Regions from separate parts of the Homo sapiens genome. Here all the other regions are linked to region 3. A link is a contact called in ENCODE Hi-C or POLR2A ChIA-PET data. All regions are on one chromosome and are shown on one strand. The core of a region is the stretch at or near the end of the contact, and the rest is flanking DNA. Distances in the headings are between cores, read along the strand shown. Region 1 overlaps DLEU1 (deleted in lymphocytic leukemia 1). Region 2 overlaps DLEU1 (deleted in lymphocytic leukemia 1). Region 3 holds the start of DLEU2 (deleted in lymphocytic leukemia 2). Region 4 has its middle 20 kb from the start of MIR3613.

Evidence for each region. Hi-C counts contacts between places; a loop is a spot of excess contacts on that map. ChIA-PET counts read pairs that join two places held with the same protein, here RNA polymerase II (POLR2A). Pooled maps may share reads with other maps.
Region 1: a loop to region 3 is called in a map of Caco-2, with 11 times the contacts of the local background. The contact joins the enhancer-like site here to the promoter of DLEU2 in region 3. A Hi-C loop is called at or near these places in 1 of 168 maps with a recorded cell type or tissue (Caco-2). POLR2A ChIA-PET finds 5 or more read pairs at or near these places in 4 of 52 experiments (Caco-2, HEK293T, OCI-LY7 and 1 more).
Region 2: a map of GM12878 shows a loop between it and region 3 (2.8-fold over the local background). The contact joins the enhancer-like site here to the promoter of DLEU2 in region 3. A Hi-C loop is called at or near these places in 8 of 168 maps with a recorded cell type or tissue (B cell, CD4-positive, alpha-beta memory T cell, GM12878 and 5 more), 35 of 37 single-sample maps with no recorded cell type and 23 of 50 pooled maps. POLR2A ChIA-PET finds 5 or more read pairs at or near these places in 14 of 52 experiments (B cell, CD4-positive, alpha-beta T cell, CD4-positive, alpha-beta memory T cell and 9 more).
Region 4: a map of endothelial cell of umbilical vein shows a loop between it and region 3 (3-fold over the local background). The contact joins the enhancer-like site here to the promoter of DLEU2 in region 3. A Hi-C loop is called at or near these places in 3 of 168 maps with a recorded cell type or tissue (OCI-LY7, chondrocyte and endothelial cell of umbilical vein), 12 of 37 single-sample maps with no recorded cell type and 19 of 50 pooled maps. POLR2A ChIA-PET finds 5 or more read pairs at or near these places in 11 of 52 experiments (B cell, CD4-positive, alpha-beta T cell, MCF 10A and 8 more).

What each region holds. Positions count from the first base shown.
Region 1 is chr13:50,332,843-50,338,316 of GRCh38, forward strand. All of the region lies in intron 2 of DLEU1 (deleted in lymphocytic leukemia 1), which reads left to right. Among named protein-coding and RNA genes, the nearest start is that of DLEU1-AS1, 190 kb to the right of the region's middle. Within about 2 kb of position 1,434, at least 4 of the 41 ENCODE cell types and tissues checked have a DNase peak (open chromatin) inside an H3K27ac peak, as active enhancers do.
Region 2 is chr13:50,368,074-50,374,026 of GRCh38, forward strand. The region is part of intron 2 of DLEU1 (deleted in lymphocytic leukemia 1); the gene reads left to right. Among named protein-coding and RNA genes, the nearest start is that of DLEU1-AS1, 160 kb to the right of the region's middle. Within about 2 kb of position 2,403, at least 2 of the 41 ENCODE cell types and tissues checked have a DNase peak (open chromatin) inside an H3K27ac peak, as active enhancers do; they include B cell, where a contact is called at or near this core.
Region 3 is chr13:50,121,181-50,127,050 of GRCh38, forward strand. It overlaps DLEU2 (deleted in lymphocytic leukemia 2), which reads right to left and starts at 4,361. Exons shown (of 14, transcript NR_152566.1): 1 at 4,122-4,361. All of the region lies in intron 2 of DLEU1 (deleted in lymphocytic leukemia 1), which reads left to right. RefSeq lists enhancers at 640-1,165, 4,482-5,192 and silencers at 2,824-3,333, 3,414-3,923, 4,244-4,453, 4,484-4,813.
Region 4 is chr13:49,973,987-49,979,160 of GRCh38, forward strand. No RefSeq gene overlaps it. Among named protein-coding and RNA genes, the nearest start is that of MIR3613, 20 kb to the right of the region's middle. RefSeq lists a silencer at 2,707-3,001. Within about 2 kb of position 2,470, at least 5 of the 41 ENCODE cell types and tissues checked have a DNase peak (open chromatin) inside an H3K27ac peak, as active enhancers do.

The sequences.
Region 1 (5,474 bases), core at 184-2,683, 210 kb after region 3:
TTGAAAGCTAGATGAATTTTTAATATGGTGCCCATAAGATACTTCAGCAACCTGGTGCAGTGCCTAATAAATACGGCACTTGGGGACATGATGTGTGGTTACTAGAAGTTTGCCTAATAGTTAGATCTCAATAGTCATTGGTCACTGGGATGAATATTCATTAAACCATGTTTTGAAAGAGGAATAAATATTACCCAGTCAAACAAAAGGGAGAAGAATCTTCCAGATAAGGGACCCATGACATGAAAGGGTACAGAGGGAAGAAACCAAAACCATGATGTGCAAGGAATGCCTGCAGCAGGAGCTCAGCATACATGGTAGGGAAGGTGTTAGTTAGGCATGGCCAGATCATGCAATTTTCAGGCCATGATGAGAAACTTAATTTTACATAATAAAAAATGAGAAATCATTACAGGGGTTTAAGTAAGAAAGTGATGTGGGCCATATTGACATTGGGAAATTTAGGTACATTACTTCAGTTTACTAAAAATAGTGGAGAAGAGAATTGGAGTAGATGAGATTTGAGTCCTGGCAATCCATTAGGGAAAAAAGCAAGTTACACTTAGCAGCATTTAACAAGTGTGGGCTGGGCATGATGGCTTACATCTGTAATCCCAGCACTTTGGGAGGCCAAGGCAGGAAGATTGCTTGACACCAGGAGTTTGAGACCAGCCTGGGCACCATAGTGAGACCCCTTCTCTACAAAAAATACAAAAAATTAGTTGGGTGCCTATAGTTCCAGCTACTTGGTAGGTTGAGGCAAGAGGATCACTTGAACCTAAGAGGTCGAGACTGCTGTGAGCTATGGTCATGCCACTTTATTCCAGCCTGGGTGAGAAAGTGAGACCCTGTCTCAAAAAAAAAAAAAAATGTGGAAGGTAGTATCATTTGAGCTAGAGAGGAATACATTCAGGAGATATTTAGATGGTAGAATTTTTCCACTTCCCCTTGATCCTCAAAGGAGGGCCAGGCTCATGCCTGTAATCCCAGCCCTTTGGGAGGCCGAGGTGGGTGGATCACCTGAGGTCAGGAGATTGAGACCAGCCTAGCCAACATGGTGAAACCCCATCTCTACCAAAAATACAAAAATTAGCTGGGTGTAGTGGGGGGCACCTGTAATCCCAGCTACTCAGGAGGCTGAGGCAGCAGAATCTCTTGAACCCGGGAGGTGGAGGTTGCAATGAGCCAAAATCATGCCATTGCACACCAGCCTGGGCGACAGAGTAAGACTCTGTCTCAACAAAACAAAACAAAACAAAACAAAACAAAACAAAACAAAACAAAACAAAAAACAAAGGACACAGCATAGCATAGAGAAAAAAAGATCTGGATTGGAAATCTGAAGCCTGGCTCCACCACCAGCACCATGATCTTTACTAGTTACCTCCCCTCTGAGGGCCTCTACTTCCTTATTTGTATAAGGACTTTCTGAACTAGATGATCTTTCAAGTGTCTGGCAGTTTTAACACTTCTGTGTTCTTGTAGTTTTAGACACCAGCTTAGTGTTTCGAAACTGTAAAATAGCCTGAGAAATCTTGTGAAAATAGGAACTTGCACTTTTCTAGGATTTTTGTTTCCTGTTTTTATAAAATTTGAGCTAGTGAGGACTAGATATCAGGATGAGCCCCTGCCTGCCTCTTGGCCAGCTTTGTAGAGGGGTTTCTGATGCCCAGAGGAGAGGCAGTTTGAGTAAGGGCAGCCGACAGCAAGCATGGAGCTCGCACACAGCTCTCTCGCCTTCCAGGCGTGGCTCAGTGGCACCATCCTTGTGGCCTCCTGTCTTGTGACCATGAGCAGACACGCTCGAATATGATGGCCATGTAGCCAACTAACTACAGCTGTTGGAAGCTCAAACCCGTGGTTCAAATCCATTGGCAATTTTGGTAAAATCTAGGGTTTGGCTCATTCAGTCTAACAATGCTCACCCGACTGTGTGGCCAGTAATTTACCAAAAACAGTATAGCTTGTTGCCATTTTCATCTTTAGTGGAGGCAGAAAAATGGAAGGATATAGAAAGAGAAATGTCTCGCCTTTCAGAAGCTCCTTGCTCTTTGGTATTTAGTTTGCTATTTTCTGTCATTTTTGTCTTGAGTCATTAGAGTTGGGTTTCTATTCTGCTGTCTGCCTTGCAATGTTATCTAAGGAATCTATAAGCAGCTTAACCCTGTCAACGGAAGATTGTACTAAAACAGCCTGTTCAGGAAGCCCTGGAATTCCACGCTTCAAGCCATTAGCTGTGTCTTGCTTACATGAAGCTTATCACGCCACCCTCAGAAAATTTCCATCTTATCATGGGCGGCATTGTAAATAATGGAAAAAACTGTCTGAAACTGTTTGAATGTTTTCTTAGATTATTTGGAAATTTCCAGCTTTGTGCACTAGACAGAAGACCTTTGACCTCTGGGATGACAGCATAAAGGCGAGGTATGCCTTCTCTTACTTAGCCAGGGAGGGCCCATAATGACTGTGCAGACACTTTCTATTATTTTTGTCATGAAGTCTCTGAATTTAGTCACCGAGCCTATGGGAAACAAATTCGCTTTAGGAAAAAAAGCTTAGCAAGAAGAATTCATTCCTCAAGTGTAACACCTTTTTTTTTTTGAGATGGAGTTTCGCTCTTATTGTCCAGGCTGGAGGGCTGGAGTGCAAATGGAATGACCTTTGCTCACTGCATCCTTGCCTCCCAGGTTCAAGCAATTCTCCTTCCTCAGCCTGTGGAGTAGCTGGGATTACAGGCACCCACCACCACGCCCAGCTAATTTTTTGGTATTTTTAGCAGAGATGGGGTTTTACCATGTTGGCTAGGCTGGTCTCAAACTCCTGACCTCAAGTGATCCGCCTGCCTTGGCCTCCCAAAGTGCTGGGATTACAGGTGTGAGCCACCGCGCCCAGCAAGTGTAACACTTTTAAAGGTCTTTTATTTATCTGCCTATAATCTTAAGAGTGAGTTTTTAATTAAATTTTGTCACTGAAAATTTATTATTCCTTTAGGAAGCAATTTTGTGGGGGGTGCTTAGGTTAATATGTAATTATATACTTAAAATTCTTCTAGGTTCATTTAAAGATAAAGTAATATATCAGTTATTACAAGATGCCAAAGGCTAAAACATGCAATTTTCTCAGTCCAGCTCACTTTTTGTTTCCAAAGCCCTTTGCGTGCATTAACAATCTTTACACATTATGAAGTCACTGTCGCCATTTAGCCCACCTTTGCATCATGGGCTAAAATGGATGCAAAGGGTTGGTTAACTCAAAGCCATGTACTTTATTCCACCTAAATTTTGTTCATTCTGTTATTCAACCTGAAATATCCTTTCCCCTCAATTTCTGCCCGTGAAAATTGTATTTGTCTCTTAAGATTCAGATCAAATATTACCTTTCCTTACCTCCTAGGGTAGATTTCTAAAGAAAAGGATCTGTGAACATTTAGGAAAGCAAGCAGTGGTCACCAGGAATTTGTGTGGATTGCTGATAAAGAAGTCATTCTGCACTAACTTCATCTCTTCTTTGGCATTATGGCTCATCTGATAAATAAATGCAATAGACATATCTTTGGATTTCAGTAAGTCTTTGATAGAGTCTCTCTTGATAGGCTTTTGGTCTATCAATAGTACAATTAGGGGGATTAGTAACTGGTTAAATGGCTAAAGCCACAAATGACTGAATAATGGCTTTTGGCCTGTGAAATATTTCCCGTGAAATGCTGGCATGCATTTGTCCTTGGCCTTGTCTTAGAGAAAAAAATTATTAATGATGAATCAGTCAGAATAGATGTAGATAATGTTGTAGTATTGAAGACCCCCCACCCCATCCCCACTGCCAATTTAGTGGTTTAAAACAATAAATATTGATTTCTCTCACACTACTTGTTCATCTTGAGATGATGGGGGCTGGATGGGTGGGGTCTTTGCTTTGGGTTATTATTGCAGTCATTATTTGGAACATCGTTGGCTGCCAAGGCCATGTGAAAAGAGATGGTGAGGAAGCCCATATGGATGCACAACCATACACACCTCAAGTGAATGGGTGTGCAAGGCGGCAGTGTGCCTGCAAGGAGAGAAATGCCATGTTTGTGAAAAGCCCTAATGACCACCACACCCATTGGGATGGAAACAAGGTGTTGGTGGATGACACAAAATTAGGTGTATAGTGAATAGGATTTTCCCTCAGAGGACCTGATAGGAGGTTCTGAACTTTTTCAGTAATTATTTAGATGACTCTGGGCAGATCACTTAACTTTCTTCAGTCTTGGTTTCCTTACCTATAGAATAAGACCATCAGTGATATTAATGTGTCTGGGTGATGGTGAGGTGCTGTCTGGCTGGTACTGGTGTCTCTGAGCTTGGAGTCAGGTTTCTCTATTGGTGCTTTATTCTTAGATGTATAAAAGTTGTTAATTGTAAAATTTTTATTATGACTGGTACCATTATCAATTTTTAAAAATTGGCTTTTTAAAGTTGAATGTAATTTGTTTTGAATTGTATATTACATTTGTCTGATATATTTTTGCCAAACTTAAAAAACAATGTGTCAAATCTCTTATAGATAGCTCATTGTTTTTTATTCAGTCTGAAAGCCTTTTTCTTTTTTAGTACAGCCATTTGATTCATTTATATTTATTCCCAGCACTTTAAATTAATTTTTCTTTCAGGCATCTTAACTTACACTTTCGTGTCTATATTTCCCTTTTATTCTGATTTGTGCTGTATATACTACTTGCTTTGCATTTGCCTCTCTGTAAACATCCTGATTTTCAATCTACAAATATATACCTTAAATAAAGAAAACCCTAACTCATAAAGCTCATCTTTTTTGAAATATAAAAATCAAGAATAAAAATAAGCATTTATGACTCCAAATTTTGAACGCTGAGCTATGTGGGACTTTAAAAGTTTAATGTGTGATTATAAATGCCACATTTAATTTTTTAAAGTGGTCAATATGTATCTCTTTATAAAATATTTTTCTTTTTTTCTGTTAAGATTTGCAGTGATTATTCAGACCTATTAAGCTGGTGCAAAAGTAATTGCGTTTTTTTGCTATTACTTTTAATGGCAAAAACCATGATTACTTTTGCACCAACTTAATATATCTGTAATTTAACAGGTTTTAATGCTTCCTGATAATCCTTTTTAGTTACAACTTCTCTCTTCTTGAGTTCTTTTTTGTTTTATTTTGTTCTTGTTTTTTGGGACAAGGTCTCACTCTGTCATCCAGGCCGGAGCACAGTGGCGTGATCACAGCTTGCTGCAGCCTTGACATCCTTGGTTCAAGTGATCCTCCCACCTCACCCTCCCCAGGAACCATGCCTGGCCAAGTTTTTATGTTTTTTGTAAAGACTGGGTTTCATCGTTTTCCCCAGGCTGGTCTCGAACTTCTGGGCCCAAGTGATCCACCAGCCTCGGCCTCCCAAAGTGCTGAGATTACAGTCATAAGCCAATGCACTTGGCCTCTTCTTGGGTTCTTAATTGCAT
Region 2 (5,953 bases), core at 1,153-3,652, 240 kb after region 3:
ACACCTCAATTTTACACCTCTAGCCTCCAGAATTGTGAGAGAATATGATTCTGTTTTAAGCTGCTCAATGTATGGTGCTTTGTTATGGTAGCCCTAGGAAAGGAATACAGTCAGGAACACTCTTGTCCATAGGCAACATGGGATGTAGCAATGTATGGCCAAATCTTTCTCCTCCCACCATACAGAACACATTCATTCAAAGAGTATAAATTGGCCCAAGCTTAATAGACATTCTCTTTTTTACTAGTGGGTCAACACAAGTATAGGCCAGGTTAGTTCTATAGATAAAACAGAATTTGAAATGTGTAATGTTAAAGCCAAAGGTCCAATGGCTATTTATTCCACATTCTATATAACTACCCTAACTCAAGCAGCCGCTCTAAAACCCCAGTGACTAGGACCCTGAAAAAGTGTTCTTTAAAGTGTCAGAACAGAGATTCAGACTCTCAGAATTTGCTGTTTCAGTTTGAGAAGATGAAGAGTTTGAAGATGAGAAGACTCAAATTTGAGTCCAGCACCCAGCTGCCAGTCTAGCAGCCCATTGTAGCCCCCAGAGAATGAAAATGGAATGCTTGGTCCAATCCCCATGGTGGGTGTCCTCCAGGAAGCTCTGGGGTTCCCAACTGGCCTCCAGCCATACCAGGGCCATATAGATTCCTTAAAATAAATATCTATTTGTGTGTTGCCTTTTGGTGGCTCTGATCATCTATAGCATCAAGTCTAAGCATGATGCTTGAATAAGCCTCCATGATTTATGCCCCCTCTGGGCTCTGGGCTCCTGTTGCATCACACTGTCCCTTTAGCTTTATATCTAGTTACACAAAATTACTTGTTGTTTCCACAATAAAGCCTTATGTGTCTTGTCTTTGTGACCTTAACTATCACTTAAATTGACAATGCCCTTTCCTTCTTTTCCTACTGAAACAACCCTAGTTAATCTTCAAAATATTCATAAGGGACACTTTCCTATGAAAGCCTTCTTTGACAACATCCTCCAGATAGACTTAATACCTTTTTTCTTTGTATAATTTTTTACCTGCTCCTTTACTGTGCATCTCAAACTATATTTAATAATTTGTTTATAATCATCTTTTAATTAAACTGTGAGATCCTTGAGGGCAGGAATTGTATTTTATTTATATAGGATGCCCAGTAGTAAGCATAGTGCCTATACCTGTACAGGTGATTAGTAACTGTTTAAATGAATTCTTCATTTAACAAATATTTCTTGAGACTTTTTATGTTGCAGGCATTGTTCTGGGCCTTGTAGATGTGGCAGTAGTCAAGAAAAACAAAGACCTTTCCTACCTGAAGCTTGTGTTCCGGTAGAGAAAATGGATAAACAGATAAAAATAATAGACATTGCATATACTTTCAAGTAATGATATGTGCTACGAAGAAGAAAAAAGGCAGTGTAGGAGGTTGTGGGTCGATGGGATTTCTCTTAGATTCACAAATCAAGAGGTGATCAAATGAAACTTAACCAAAAAAGACAATGACTTCTCTCTAACCAAACTTGATTACTGATAGTCTTTTTCCAAGTCAGCTTAATGTGCTGTTCAAGAGAATCAGTGTGGAAGGAAGGAAATGTGCAAGAGAGTCCTGTATCAGACACAGTGGGCAGGGAGCTTTACATCTCTCATCTTATTGGGCTTTGACAACACCCTTCAAGATAGGTGCTGTTGCAGATGAATGACAACCTGAACTTCAGGGAGGCCAAATAATGTGTCCATGTGGAGTGTCTGAGTGTGTAAGCCAAGGTTCAAACCCCGGCCATCCTGGGCCACTTGTCAACACCAGTTCTACAGTTGAATTCTATGAATACTTATCAGGTGCTGACTTCATGTCAAGCCCTGTTCTTCATGCTTAGCATACACCAGCAAATAGAATAGACAGAAATCCCTGCCATTTCAGAAAGTAACAAGTGTTGACAAGGATGTGGAGAAATTGAAACGCTTGTGCACTGTTGGTGGGAATGTAAAATGGCACAGGTACTATGGGAAACAGTATGGTAGATCCTCAGAAAATTAAAAATATAATTACCATATGATCCAATGATTCCATTTCTGGAAATATACCCAAAGGAATGGAAAGCAGGATCTTGAAGAGATATTTGTAGACTCATGTTCATAGCAGCATTAACCAAAAGGTAGAAGCAATGCAAGTACCCGTCAACAGGTGAATAGATAAATAAGATGTAGCCTATATGCATTTACCACACATGGAATATTATTAAGTCTTCAGAAGGAAGGAAATTATGACATATGCTATAACATGGCTGAACCTTGATGACATTATGTTAAGTGAAATAACCCAGTTACAAAAAGACAAATATATGGTTCTGCTTATATGAGGTACCTAGACCAGTCAAATTCATAGAGAAAGTAGAAGAGTGGTTGCCAGGGGCTGGCAAAAAGGGGAAGTGGGGAGTTAGTGTTTACCGGGTACAGAGCTTCAGTTTGAGAAGATGAAGAGTTCTGGAGACGTATAGTGGTGATGGTTGCACAACAGTGTGAATGTACTCAATGCCACTGAATTGTACACTTAAAAATGGTTAAAATAGTAAATTTCATATTATGTGTATTTCACCACAATTTAAAAAATCTCTGCCCTTGTGGAGCTCATGTTTTAGTTCAGGGACATGAACAGTGAACAGATTAAATATGTAAATCATAAGCTATTAGAAGGAGATGAGTGATATAGAAACAGAACAGATTGAAGAAGATTGGGAGGGCTGCGAGCAAGGAGAGTGTGTTTTCAGTTTTAAACGGGGTGGTTAGTTTCATGGTCTTCTTCAGCTAGAGTTAAAATAAGTCGTCAATAAAGCTTGTCAGCCATGAAACTGGGGTATCTTCCTTGGCATCCATGCTTTGCCCAGAACACTCTGACTTGTTGGAATCTTGAGTGGAAATTTAAAGTCTCTCAGAAATAACTTTCAAGTTTCAGTGTAGGAAGTCCAGAGCACACAGAGGGGAGGAGGGACTGTCACTGGGCAGCATCCAGAGGGACTTCATTTTCAGTGTGTGAGGGAGACAGCCAGGCGGGGCGTGCACATTCAGGGAATAATAAACAGTAAGAGGGAGAGGGCAGAAGACAGGTGGAGTGTGTTGGAGGTGGGTACACTAAGGCAAGGCAGGAGGCTCTAAAATTTGTAGGCTGGATGATGGGAAGTAAGTGCAGTGTTTAAATTTTTATTGTAAATTAGTTATTTACTCCATCCATTGATTCCTCTAGCCAGTGTTGGAGGGACCAGCTTGGCACGTGCTTCTGGGCTCCTTCCTGGGGATTGGGTGCAAGAATGGCTGCCCTCAGAGAATGAATCACAATCTGGTAGGAAAGTAAAAACATATGCACATTGGGAATATTTAAATAGCAAGGCTGTGTAGTTTATACCAAGATGAGTGATCCAGACAATAGATGCTGTAGACAAGGAAGACAGTCAAAATATCTGTCAAAATTTCTAACAGCCAGTACTGCACAGGCATCAGACTGGATTGCGATGGATGCCAATCCCATCAGAACACACTGTGGGAGTGGACAATCTGTACCCCATGAATATTAGCCCTGGTATGGCAGCATTGAAGAGCAAAGGTCTCTAGGGACTGGGGCCACTGCGCAACAGTTCAGGGAGGAGATAGAACTCAGACTGAGCCTGGAGAGGTGGGGAGGGAGAGAGAAGCGGGAATAATTAAATTAGTTTCATGATGTAAGTAGGATTCTTAGAAGATTATTCTGACAGATATGTGTGGCATGGAGTAGAGTGGGAGGAATGAAGGAAGAAAATTGGTGAGGAGGCTGTTCTAGGAATTGAGGTGTGAGATGAGAAGAATGGAGGACTCCCTATTGGAGAGAAAGGCTTGACCCGTGAGCCAGGGAGAGCTGAGCGGCGAAGAGTAACTTGGAATTATTCCGCCAAGAGCCAAAGTATTTATTTCTTACCACGAATTGTTAAAATGTGACTATGAAGAGTAGTAAAAGCATAATAAGGTGTGAACTTAAACCCTTGACACTCTTTCCTCTCCCTTCCCTGAAATTCCTCTCTTAAGATCCAACAAGGGACTTGAAAAATAATATTGTGAAAATGGCTTGCAAGACACAGCTGGATTCCTCACAGGACTAGCTTTGTTAGCAGAAATTGCTCTAGGATCTGCAGTATGCAGAGCACAGGGGTGGGCAGATCAACCTCAGCCTCTGGATTGGGTTTGGGAGAAAGTCTCTTTAAAGCCCCCAGCACTATTCCTGGGAAGCCCCACTTTAGGAGTTATGTCCCGGGAAGGTTCCTGACCTGCTGTCCTAGCAAAGCCCAAGCTTCCCTTCTTGTCAAAGTTGGACTTGGGCACCCTGCTGTTCAGCTCTCCACCTAGGCAAGCTTTGTGTAGCGTTCAGGAGGCTCTAAGAGTTGTAGGGCTTCCCTTCTGCAGTTTTAATTTGAGTGTTAATAAAAAAACTCTTTAGGCAAGTGATAATATTGGTACAGACCTCTTTGAAAAGAAGAGAGGAAGATACACGACCGAATGCATTTCAACTTCCACAAGAGCTATTTGAAGAGGATAAAGATGAAGGGTAAAGGGATAAAGTGGGTGGTGGAGTGGAAGGCCAGTTGGAGTAGTTTATTCTATAAAGAGTGAGATAATTGGGTGGCCATTTGCAAACACACACACACAGACACACAAACACACACACAATTACACCCTTCACTGTGCACCAAATGCATCAAGGATTTATATATTTTAATATTAACTTTCATAATACAATCTTTTATACTATGAAAATAAGTAAATATACCACTTTCTTTTCTTTCTAAACATTCACTCACTGAAGGATATCTAGGTTGTTTTCATTTTTTGGCTATCACCAGTGAAGCTGCTGTGAACTTTCATGTACAGATTTTTGTGGGAGCATACGTTTATCTCTCTGGGATAAGTGACCAGGTATAGTACAATCACTTCTGGGTCAAATGGTAATTGCGTGCTTAGTTTTGTAATAAATTGCCAAACTGTTTTTCAGAGTGGCTATATCATTTTACATATTACTTATATATGTATATATAAATTTTTTAAATAATAAAAATTTTATTATATAGTTTTAAAAAACATGACATCAGATAATTTTGTTTTGCTATCATTATAAAGTGAAAAATGAATGTTTAATATGTTAAGAATGGAAATCATGCTCACAGTATATTCTTTTAAAGATAGTTTAAAAATAAATTTATGAAGAAAGAGAGAGATTGATTTAGTTAGTATTTAGTTAATATGAACTTCTATAACAAAATACCATAGACTAGGTAGCTTAATAGCAGAAACAAAATTCTCACAGTTCTGGAGGATATGTGATTAAGTAAAACATGCAAGACAAGAATACTATAAATAGCACAATATGATTTTAAATAAATGTTCAATTCATTAAAAAAATAAAGGTACACACACATGCAAATTCTTGCTTAAGGACAAGGTTATGAACCTTGGCAAGTCACCTCCATGGAAATATTAATGTATATCATGCACAAGGAGTGGAGGAGCATCACTGGGGGTGATTTTTCTTCCCCAGGGGACATTGGCAATGTCTGGATGCATTTTTTGTTGTCATGACTGGTGAGGAGGATGTTACCAGCATCTAGTGGGTGTCAGCCAGGAATGCTGCTAAACATTGACAATGCATAGGACAGCCCCTACAACAAAGAATTATCTACCCTCAAAGTCAATAGTGCTGAAGTTGAGAAATCATGGTTTAGGGAGTCTTGATTAAAACTTTTCAACTGGGGTACCCTGAGATGGTGAAATATACTAGTATGCTTTGCTTCACAGTGTCAACTTTACTCGCATCTGCAGCAGGTGAGTTATAATCTTCACAGGAGCCAGCTCCTGGGGAAAGACTGATCATAGAAGAAATTCTCATTGGCTTTGACCAAATCCTTCTCCTTGCCAATTAGGAAATATTGACTTTCTAATCT
Region 3 (5,870 bases), core at 3,111-5,610:
CAAATTGACACTCCTACCATTAAAAGGTGGAGTCTAATTCCCCTCCCCAGAACACATATGGCCTTAGTAATTTGCTTTTAACAAACGGAAGTGATGGATATGATGCTGCATGGCTTCTAAGACTAGGTTATAAAAAATGATACAGTTTTACCAGGTGTGATGGCTCACGCCTGTAATCCAAACACTTTGGGAGGCCGAGGCGGGCGGATCACAAGGTCAGGAGATCGAGACCATCCTGGCTAACACGGTGAAACCCCCTCTCTATTAAAAATACAAAAATCAGCCAGGCGTGGTGGCACGTGCTTGTAGTCCCAGCTGCTCAGGATGCTGAGGCAGGAGAATCACTTGAACCTAGGAGGCATAGGTTGCAGTGAACTGAGATCGCGCCACTGCACTCCAGCCTGGGTGACAGAGTGAGACTCTGTGATACAGTTTCCATCTGGCTCTCAGTCTTAGGACCTGTGGAACTAGCCACCCTGTTGTGAGGCAGCCAGACCACATGGAGAGGCCATGTGTAGGTGTTCTGGCTGATAGCCCCAGCCATCAGTCAGTATTAACCACTAGACAAGCAAGTGGACAAGCCTTCAGATGATGCCAGCTCCAGCCTTTGAGCTGCCCCAGCTGTCATCCAGTGGATTAGAAACAAGTTTTCTCTACTAGGCAAGGTAATGTTGTTTTAAGCCACTAAATTTTGGGGTGGTTTCTGTACTTAAGTCACTGCTTCCAATAAATCCCTAGTCAGGTTAACTGTAACGGGTTAACCTGTTGGAAGGAAGGAAATGGAAGAGGCAAAGGAAAACCCTTTCCTTCCACGCTTCCTTATTTCCTTAGCCAGACTGTGAGTTTAGCACCTTCTGCTACTAACTGTTGGAGATTAAGTGTGCTTTTGAAGTGCAAAAAACACCATCATGGGGACTCAGTCTATCCCAACACCTTTCCTTGAGGGCTTAGAGACTGAGCAGGGGAAAGACAAAGTTTGATTTCTTCCATTTCTCCTTTTCTTCTTCCTTAGGTATCTCTAGTTTCAAAAAAAGGGAGAAGCAAGATTTCATCCTCTCCTATCTTCACTGTCCTTCTAAATTCAAATCTCCAGAAAGACAATTATGGTTTCTTTTTCACTGAAAGAGAACACAGCTTTTTCAGTCATATAAAGGGAACAAAGCAGCAACATGTTTCTATTATCAAGGAAGCAGGATTTTATTCATCAGTTATATGCTACGGACACTGCTCTGTCTTTAGTCACTCATCACGGTTCTTCAAAGATTCCTTCTGCTCCCCTTCTTCCCCTGAATATGGGTGTTCCCAGGGTTCCCTCCTCAGACCACTTCTTACAGGGCACCCTTTGTGGTCCATCTAAGCCCCTCCCACTGCTTTAGCTATCACCTACATTTTAATGACTCCAGAGAGCCAAACTACTTCAACACCCCCTGCTCCCCCAGTAGTTCTCTGATACTTCAGATTCTACAGGGACAAAACAGAGTTCCTTCCCCTAGACTTGAGGCCTACTTCTCCTTTTAGTCCACACCCTAAACCAGAAATCTGGGTATCTCTTGCTCTTGCCCTTTACAGCCAACCAGTTTTCCCATTCCACCAACAGAATTCCACCAATTTAATTACTTCCTTGAATTCCTCTTTTCTCTATCCCCACTATCCCTAGGTACACAGCGGTGGTCCTAATTGATTGTTACTTAGGTCACAGGCTGTTTTACATTCCATCTTCAAGTCTCCAGGACTTCAACCAGTGTACACCTCAATATGACATTTCCAAAACTCCTTTCATGGCTCTCCCTTTCCTATGTTTTAGTCCTGAGGCAGAATAGGAATTTACTCATAAAGCAAGTAACCCCCCTAAAATTGTATGCAAAATTTTAGTATAGGTATGTAAGCGCATTTTTTTTTCCTAGAGAAAGAGCCCATTGCTTTTTATTTTCCTCAAAAGGTATGTGTTTCCCCCAAAACTTGTAGGTCTCAGGCTAAAGTCCAAATTCTTCAGCATGCAGGGTATATACAAAGCCCTGCCCGACCTGGCCTCTTGCCTCCCTGCAGCTAACCTGGCAATTGCTCTCTCTTAACATCTACCTCCTGGATTTACAAACTGGGGTGGAGGTGGGAAAAAAGAATCAAAATCATAAAGTGAAGCCAAAACTGTTTGTGTAGCATTTATACACTGTTGAAGAATCAAAGGCCTTTTTTTCATAGTGCTTTTCGGGAGGGAGAAATTGGATTGTAAACATGTAATTTACAATCTCCACATTTTTTATTCTAGATAAATGCCACACACACCTTCCTGTTACAGAATATTGCATAGCAACTTTCAACATCATTCAGTTTTTTAATACCTATCCACATATGATGTTATGTATTTTACAAATCCTGCAACTAACAACGCAGTTCTTGATAGACTGCGATCTACTGGGAGGACTGCTCGGTTTTCACCTGAATTATTGCTCGTGGTTCACACACTAACACCCAAAAAGACACTCTACGGGTCATGACGTGTCCCTAAAATCCTCCATCTACTCCAGAAAACGTTCTAACTTTTTGAGACGAACTGTTGTAACTAGTCTCCTGGCGAGGCCTGCTATGTCTTATACCACAGGCTCTAACTGCCAAATCTTTTTCAGAAGTCTTTCAGTTGTTGCCTCCAAACGGAGCTCTTTGCAGTCCTCGGGCGGACGAATGGACGGATTCGAGCGAAGCTTATTTCCCTTCTCCTAACGCATCTACCTATAAATAGCGCTCACCGCGCTGAGTCACCAAAACCCCGAGTTTCCCCAAATAGCGCGTAACGACTGCTGGGATCGCGTCCCTCGGGGCTCTGTGACAGACTCCAACCACACACCCGCTGGGCTGGACTGCGGGCCCACACGGCCCAGCGGGTCTCTCACCACCCGGCGCCCCAGGGACGCGGGCGAGGCCGCGGTGTCCGGACCGAGTCGACAGCGTCGGACTTCCCGCGCGCGGACGGCGCTCTGGGGAAGGAGGAGCCGGCGGGCGGCTGGACCTGGCCTTGACTGCGCGGGGTCCGCCCCCGCCCCCTCGGGAGCGCAGAGTTGCGGGGGGCCGGCACCAGCCTCCGCCCTGCGCCGCCCGCTCACACAATGGGACGCGTCGGGAGGGGGCGGCCGCGGCTCCCATTCCGGTCCCAGGGCGGGGACTCCGGGCGGCGGGAGAAGCAGTCGGGCTGGGGCCAGAAGGAAAACCCCTCTCTCCCTCTGCCCACTCAAACTGCGAAAGGGCTCCAGCCGGCGGTGCCAGGGGCTGGGGAGCAGCTGGGGAGGGAGCGGAAGTGCCACCCCCTGCAGTCAAGGGTGGTGACGTCACCCCTGCAGCCAGCCTGTAGCGGGGGTGTCTGTACATCACATGACCCGGCCCCCCTCTCCCCGCCGAAGCCCGCGCGCGCGCTCTCTCCCCCAGCCCCGACTCCCACCTCTCCCCCGCCCCCTCTCCCCAACTTTCGCCCTCCCCGCTCCGGCACCGCTGTCAACAGCGCCAGCTCCGCCCCCTCCCCGCGCCCTGTGGAACCGCCACGGCGGCGCGGCGGGCGCTCGCGCTCAGGTCCGAGGCTCCGAGAAGCGAGCGTGCCCCGGTTCCACCCTGCCCCCCAGCTCAGTGCTTGCTGGCTGCGTGGGCACCAGAGCCAGGGGGCACGGCGGCGTGCAGCGACAGCGCTTCTCTGCTCCATCCTCCCACAGCAGTTAGAGGACGAAGCTGAGGCGCCGGGTCCGAGCTCGGAGGGAGCGAGGCGCATGCAGCGGCCTCCGGGCCCTGACGCGTAGCCTCCGGGGGTCGGCCCACGGGCGAGAGAAGCAGCCGGGAGCCCCTCCTCGACCCCAGCAAGGCGGCCCGCGCCTCCGCTCTCCCTACCGCCCGGGTGGCGCACGCCAGTCCTCCGTCTTTGGCTGCGGCGCAGGCACCGGCCATACGACGAGGGGCCAGGCGGGGACCGCCTCCTTGAGCCCCCTCGGCCACCCCTGCCGTGTGGACTGCTGGGGTTGCAGATTTGCTGGCTGTTGCTGCAGCGCCTCGTTCTATTTTTCCTCTCAGTTCCCTTCTAAAAGTGGAGGCTCGGGGGAGGAAAAAGAAAGCCCACAGTGTTGAAAGGGGCGGTACGGACTGACCTGTCAACGGCGGAGGAGGAAGACCCCCGTTCGGGGCGAGCTCTCGAGCCCGCGCAGGGATCGGAGCTCTGGGCTCGCGCGGAAAGGCACGGCGGCAGCTGTGCCTCAGCCAGGTGTCCCCCCTCGGCGGGGCCCGCGCCGCCGCGCCCGCCCCCTCCCCCGGCGCAGCGCTCCCCGCCCCATCGCCGGGGACCAGGGAACCCCCCGGCTCGATTTTTTGTGCAGTTTCAGCAAAGCTCCGAGGAAGTTGGTCCTTTTGTTCCACTATTTATAGATTGCGTCAACATTGCGAAAAGGAGAAGGCGGAGCGGTGGCCCCTCCCCCTCCCCTCCCCCCGCCGGCTCCTGGGAGAGAAAAGCCCCAGCACACGACCTAAGTACACAGCGCGCCAGCCGCCCGCCCGCGGCCTTCTGCTCCCCGCTTCTTCCCCCTCCCAGCCGGGGCCCGAACGCTGCCAACCCCGTCACGTGCCCGCCCGGGAAAACCAGCTCCCCGGGGCTCCGCGCCGCCCGCCAGGCTTCGTGGCGGCGGCGGCGGCAGCGGCCTCACCCAGCTCGTGGGCTCGGGCCGCGGCTCAGGCGTCACGCATAGCGTGGGCACCCACGCCCTCGCCACCCGACGAGGATCTCGGGCTCCGCGACCTGTGGGAGTGCTGCGGGGCGTCCCGCACTTCCGCCCTCTCTCGTCTCCGGCTCCCCAGTCGCCGCCCCGCTCGCCGAGTGTGCGCGCATTCGGGCCTCGCCTCGGAGCCGGGAGGCTGTCCTGTCCCCAGGCCCCTCGCGCGGCCGCTCTTCCAGGCATTGCGGTGCTAGCCCCCTCTCCCGCGCACGACTGGGGAGGGCAGAGGTGTGAGGGATGCGGGGGTGGCTCGCAGCCGTTCGCGGGCAGGCGGGCGGAGCGCGGGAAGCGCGGTGCGGGCGTTCCATGGCGCACCCAGACGCTCTCCCTCCTCCGCAGGTGCAGCGGGGCGTTGCGCGAGCTCGAGTCCCCCTTCCCGGACAGCTAGGGAGAAGGGAGTTTGCAGACCGGAGCTACAGTTGGAAGAATATAGTTTTTGAGAAGTTACTGGAAGTTAGATGTGAGACAAAAACAGACGAACTTTCCTTCAAAGCCTTATGACGAAATGATAGGCCTTGCCATACCCTTGAAATGAAACTGAGCTCCCTACCGGCCTAAAGCCGCTGTTCCTGAGCTTCATGTAAACAAGGAGGGCGGTAAACACCAGAGGAAGGCCTTACAACAATACCAAGTGCAAGTAGCTCATTTGAGTGTTATTTATCTTAGCAGCTTCCCTGAGTGATTTATGTATATTGCAGTTTAACTTTACAGGGTGGGAATAAAATAATTTGGCTTCTCAGCTCACTGGCGGAAGAAACTAGAGCTGAGCTGGGACGAGGGCAAGAAGCGCGTCGCACCTTTCCTGGCAGCTGAACAGTGTGATGAACAGTCTGGAAGGGTTATGTTATTACTTAAGGGGTTTGGGGAAACCGTTCCCGCGCACAGACCCTCATTCGGGCCAACTGCAGGCCGTGGGGGACTCTTCAAGGACTCGCGCAACCCGAGCCGAGCTTCCTGGCTGGGCACTGGGCTCAGCCAGTGCTGAGAGCGCTTTCGCTGGGCCAGTCAAGACAGCAATAAGTTTGCCTCTATTTGGGAAACCTTTCCAGGCTTGCCTGCCCTCTTTTAAGAGGGAGACTAGGTGGTGGGATCGTCAGCTGCCAATGTGTGCACTCGTTCTAAAGAAGGCGA
Region 4 (5,174 bases), core at 1,220-3,719, 150 kb before region 3:
TCTCATCCATACTTTTAGTTTTAAACTTAGTTCTAGTTGATTCAGGCCTTGTGAAGCCTTGTTTTATCTTATTCTCAGCATCTAGGTTCTAACCCCTACTGTTCTCCCATTATTGACTGTCCCTTGCCAGGCCTCTCTTAACAGCTGAACCCTGGGCTTCTGTTTCTCCATCTTTTTTTTTTTTCTTTTGAGACGGAGTCTGGCTCTTATTGCCCAGGCTGGAGTGCAATCGCGTGATCTCGGCTCACTGCAACCTCTGCCCCCTGGGTTCAAGCGATTCTCCTGCCTCAGCCTCCTGAGTACCTGGGATTACAGGCATGTGCCACCACACCTGGCTAATTTTGTACTTTCAGTAGAGATAGGATTTCTCCATGTTGGTCAGGCTGATCTCGAACTCCGGATCTCAGGTGATCTGTCCACCTTGGCCTCCCAAAGTGGGAGGCCACCGTACCCGGCCTGTTTCTCCATCTTTAACTGTGTTGTTTTAGGTCCTCTTGGGTAAAGCCCCGTCAACTCAATCCCCAGGTTTTTTGGGCCATAATGATGCCCCTGAGGTTTGTGCTCCCGGAATGCCCCAGAGCTGGAAACTAGGCAGCTTTTGCACATAAAATTACTTTATTATAAAGGTTTCCCACTAATACATACTAACAAGTATGAGATATTGATTTTAAAAACTTTGTTTTAACCAAAGAAAATAACAGAACAATGCCTTATAAGCCAATATTTAAATAAAACAGAGCATTATGAAATATTTTATTTTTATTTGTTGGTAATTATATCTGGATGGCTCATGAAATTACTGTAACATCCTTGATTTTATTGTTCCCTCAGGAATTTCCTCTCTATTTTAAATAAAATGTGTTTTATGCACTGAGTACATTTAGTATCTCCACTCTGTTAGACAATTACAACACTGTAGATACACAGAGCTATGCAATGTGCCTATTTTAACTATAGATTAGCTTCCTAGGAAGAACAGTGTTGGTATCCTTTGCCATTTAGAGTCAAAAGGAGTCTGATGGCAGTTCTTTACAGTGACTGTTGAGATGACTGAATCTTCCTGAGCCAAGTCTTCACATCTCTATTTTGTTGTTTTAATTTGAATAACTATGAAAAGATTGATTTTTTTTTTTTTTTTTTTTTAGGACAGGGTCTCACTCTGTCACCCAGGCTGGTGTGCAGTGGTGCGATCATGGCTCACCGCAGCCTCCATCTCCCTGGCTCAGGTGATCCTACCATCTTAGCCTCCCAAGTAGCTGGGACTACAGGCTCCCACCACCACCCCCGGCTAATTTTTGTATTTTTTGTTAATCCTCCCACCTTGGCCTCCCAAGGTGTTAGGATTACAGGTGTGAGCCACTGTGCCCAGCCAAAAAAGACTGAAATCTTTTATTTCTGATGGAGACCTCAAAGAGCTCACTGCATAGGACTGACCCCAGGTTGCCTTTATATTTCCTGCATTTTTCTCCTGTTGCTCTTCAGAGAAGCTGTATGATATAAATGAATGAATGAATGTGTGTGTGTGTACACACACATATATCTCCATTCAAAAGCTATAGCACATGCATGTTTGTGTGTATGTGTATATATGTGCATGTATATAAGTATATATGCATACACACATATACACACACACAAAGGTACAGAAAATATATATCTTGTGACTAAAATTCCCTGAACTACCAGTAACTCCAGAAATTCTATTCTGGAAAACAATGGCTAACATCTAATTCATTATCTTAGAATTATCACAAAAGGAATATGAAAATGTGGTTTCTAGTGCAATGCAGTTAAGATAGGTATTCTTGTAGGCCATGGTTCCAAGAAATTTGTTTGACAACTGTACTGAGTAGTATATTTCTCCACTTCCTTTATTTTTTTCCCTTACCTTTTTTGAAAAAAAAAAAATGAAGAAAAATGTGTTCCTCTTTCAAGTTCTTTTTCTCTCCTGGCTTATACAGTATGTTACCAGCAGAACTTTCTCTAAAATGAAAGGAAGTCATTGCTAAGAAGAGACAAAAAGTTAACAGGATTAAGGGAGTAAAAAGGCACATGGAATTTCTGGGTGTGTCCAGAATCTGAGAAGATTTGAAAAGAGGAGCAGAAAGAATTTTTGTATTTTAGAAGTTGAGGGGCCCTCCTGGCCTAGTTTGAAAAACACAATCAGATACAATTTGAAAAAAGTCCAACAAAATCTAGTGGGAAGATAAGCTAGAATCTTGTTACAAAAAGTGTCACGGGCCTTGGTTGTATATTTTAAATGAACTTCTTAATTTCATATCAAAATGCGTAGATACCTCCTGACCCCCATTCTTGCCCTCCTCCATTTCCCTGTTAAATCCTGACCTTTCTCTGTAGACCTTCCCATTTCCACCCTGGAGGTCTGGCTGTCAGGACTACTCTCAGGTTGCCTGGGTCTCCACGGTGGCACCCATTAGCCGTGTTGCTTCTGGGCAGGGCATCTGTTTCTGTGCAAAGAGAAAATGCTAGGGTGAGTCACCAGTCCTTCTCTCCTAACAAAAAAGCATTGTACTGTACAGTTTGATTTCGGCTCTTGTGTGCAACTTGTGATTGCAAACTAATGGGGACATGAGGCACAGCTCCAGTGACACACCTCTCAGGTTGCATTATAATGATCTGATTGGGATGTACCCCATTAGACCGTGAGATCCTTTAAGCCTAGGATGCTTTTATTTTTGTGTTCCCAGCCCTAAGCACACTGTGCCTAGCTCAGGGTAAGCACTAAACAAATGTTTCTTGATGAGAATGCTACAGGAGGAAGGGAAGGGTTGTACTCTACACAAAGAGCGGAAAAGCTACCCTTTAAGAAAGAGACTCATCTTCGCATGGCCTGCAGAGGGCGCTCTTGCATCATAGCTATACCATGCATCCTTTGCCCATCACTGGTTTCCTTGAGCAGTACCTTTTTGGTAAAACCACAGGTGTGAGACTTTGGAAATTTAGACTTAAACCTGCCCAAACACATTAGAATATCATCAGTTGCACAGAACAAATCCACATTACAATTATTCCAAAGGGACAAGAACATTCCAGAATTTGCTTAAAGAATACTAAGCCATGACATCTCAGAAAGTCAAACCTAAAGAAGAAAAATTGCCTGGTTAGTCTTCCGGGAAATGTTAATAATTCTTAAATTTGGAAGGCTCCTTATACTCACTTGATGAGCCAGTTCATCTAATCCAACTACCTCATTTCTCAGATGAGGAAACTGAAGTTTATAAAATTCCTCAAGGTGATGTATCTACAGAAAAATTATACTCTCAATTCAGGCTTTAGATGTGTGTTGAAAACATGGCAAGGTGTCCATTTGGAAAAAATGCACCTAGAGCTTTCTCTCTCTCTCCCTCTCCTTATTTAAATAGAAAGATTTAAAAATAAAAATATGGCCAGGCATGGCATCTCATGCCTGTAATCCCAGCACTTTGGGAGGCCAAAGTGTCAGGAATGCTTGAACCCAGGAGTTCGAGACCAGCCTGGGCAACATAGCGAGACCCAGTTTCTACAAAAAATTAAAAATTAGCCAGGTATAGTGGCATGTGCCTATAGTCCCAGCTACTCAGGAGCCTGAGGCAGGAAGATAGCTTGAGCCTAGGAGGTCAAAGCTTCAGTGAGCTGTGATCACACCACTGGACTCCAGCCTGGGCAACAGAATGAGATCCTGTCAAAAAAAAAAAAAAAAGTACTGTAGTAACTGCTGAATAAAATACATAAGACTGGAAAGACACTATTTTAATGGTGAATCTGGACAGCACTCCAAGGGTACATTTTAACAGGTTGGAAGTAGGCTTTTAACATATTATGGGGGGGATCAACTGAGTAATAAATAACACAGAATTAAAAAGTGTTGGTTAGCCAAACTGACCATCAAATTGAGAGCCAAAAAGCCATTAAGTTATGATTCTGGACAAGGCTCTGATTGCCACAGTTCAGAAAAGTTATTTGACATCTTTTTCACATTGTTAAGCTTAAAAAACAAACCCAAACTCAAATCCCCAAACCCTCAAAGCATCAAGTGCTTGAAGCATTTCTAATATACCTTCCGCATCAACCCTCACCTCCTTCTTGTTTCAGAGAAACCATGATCCTCCTCCAGGCTGGTTCTTAATCAGCACCCCCTCCCTTCCCTGGGTGCCTCCCATTTGTAGGCAGCCATTATTGGGCTGTATTCTGGTTGTGTTGAGGCTGGCAGGAAAGAGGAACAAGGATAGCATGTTCATGTGGTGTGAGTGGTCTCAGCTTCTAGGCATGCTGGGGGAAAGGGCAGTCCTGTGGCCCTGTGAGAGGCCCACTCAGACCCTGGCCAGCTCTAAGGGCTAAAGCAGCTCTGAGGTGTAGCACTTCACTTCCATCGGTTTTAGAGGCCCTACCTGGGGAGAAAAACGGCAGAAAAGCAGCCCTCAAAGAAATGCTACCATGGGATATGGCCTCAAGAGAGGAGCCTCAGCCTGAGATGAGTTGGGGGGTGGCCTTGAAGAAAAGAGGCCCTGGCTTCAGGGGCGTGGGGGAAGACAGATAAGGTGTTGGAAGGAAGCCACTCAGGATTCTTTGGAAAGCGAGGACAGTGAAGTTGGAGATTAAGGACCCGTAAACAGGGCAAATTACAGGAATTCTCCCCAGCCAACGGGAAGGGAAGGGCAGGGCCTGAGCACTTTCCTGGCCTCTCAAATTTGAAGATGCCTGGGGGTCACTGGGGAATCTTGTTGAAATGCAGAATCTGATCCAATAAGTCTAGAATCCTGCCTCAGATTCTGGATTTCTACCAAGCTCCCTGGTGAGGCTGCAGGTTCTTAGGCCCCACTTTCAGAAGCAAGGGTGTCTTCTAGACTTCAGAATAGAGAAAGTTGAACAACAGAGACCATGTACCAGAGAGTCATCTATGGGCAAATTCGTTCGGAGGAAGTCCTTCTAGCTCCAGTTCAAATTCAAGGTTGTCTTTGCAGATTCCCAGGTAGTAAAAGGATTTTAGGAGTTCAATTATTGGGCAAGGAGGGGAAAGGATCCCAGATTTAAGGACCCCTCATCAATATCCATTGGGGCTGGGAAGAAGAGTGGCTGGTTTTCCATTAGGTAGGGGGCCCAGATCACTAATAATCAGGGCGATCTGGTGAGGCAGAAGATGCCAGCAAGAAATGCCCTGGAGGGCCTGAAGCAGC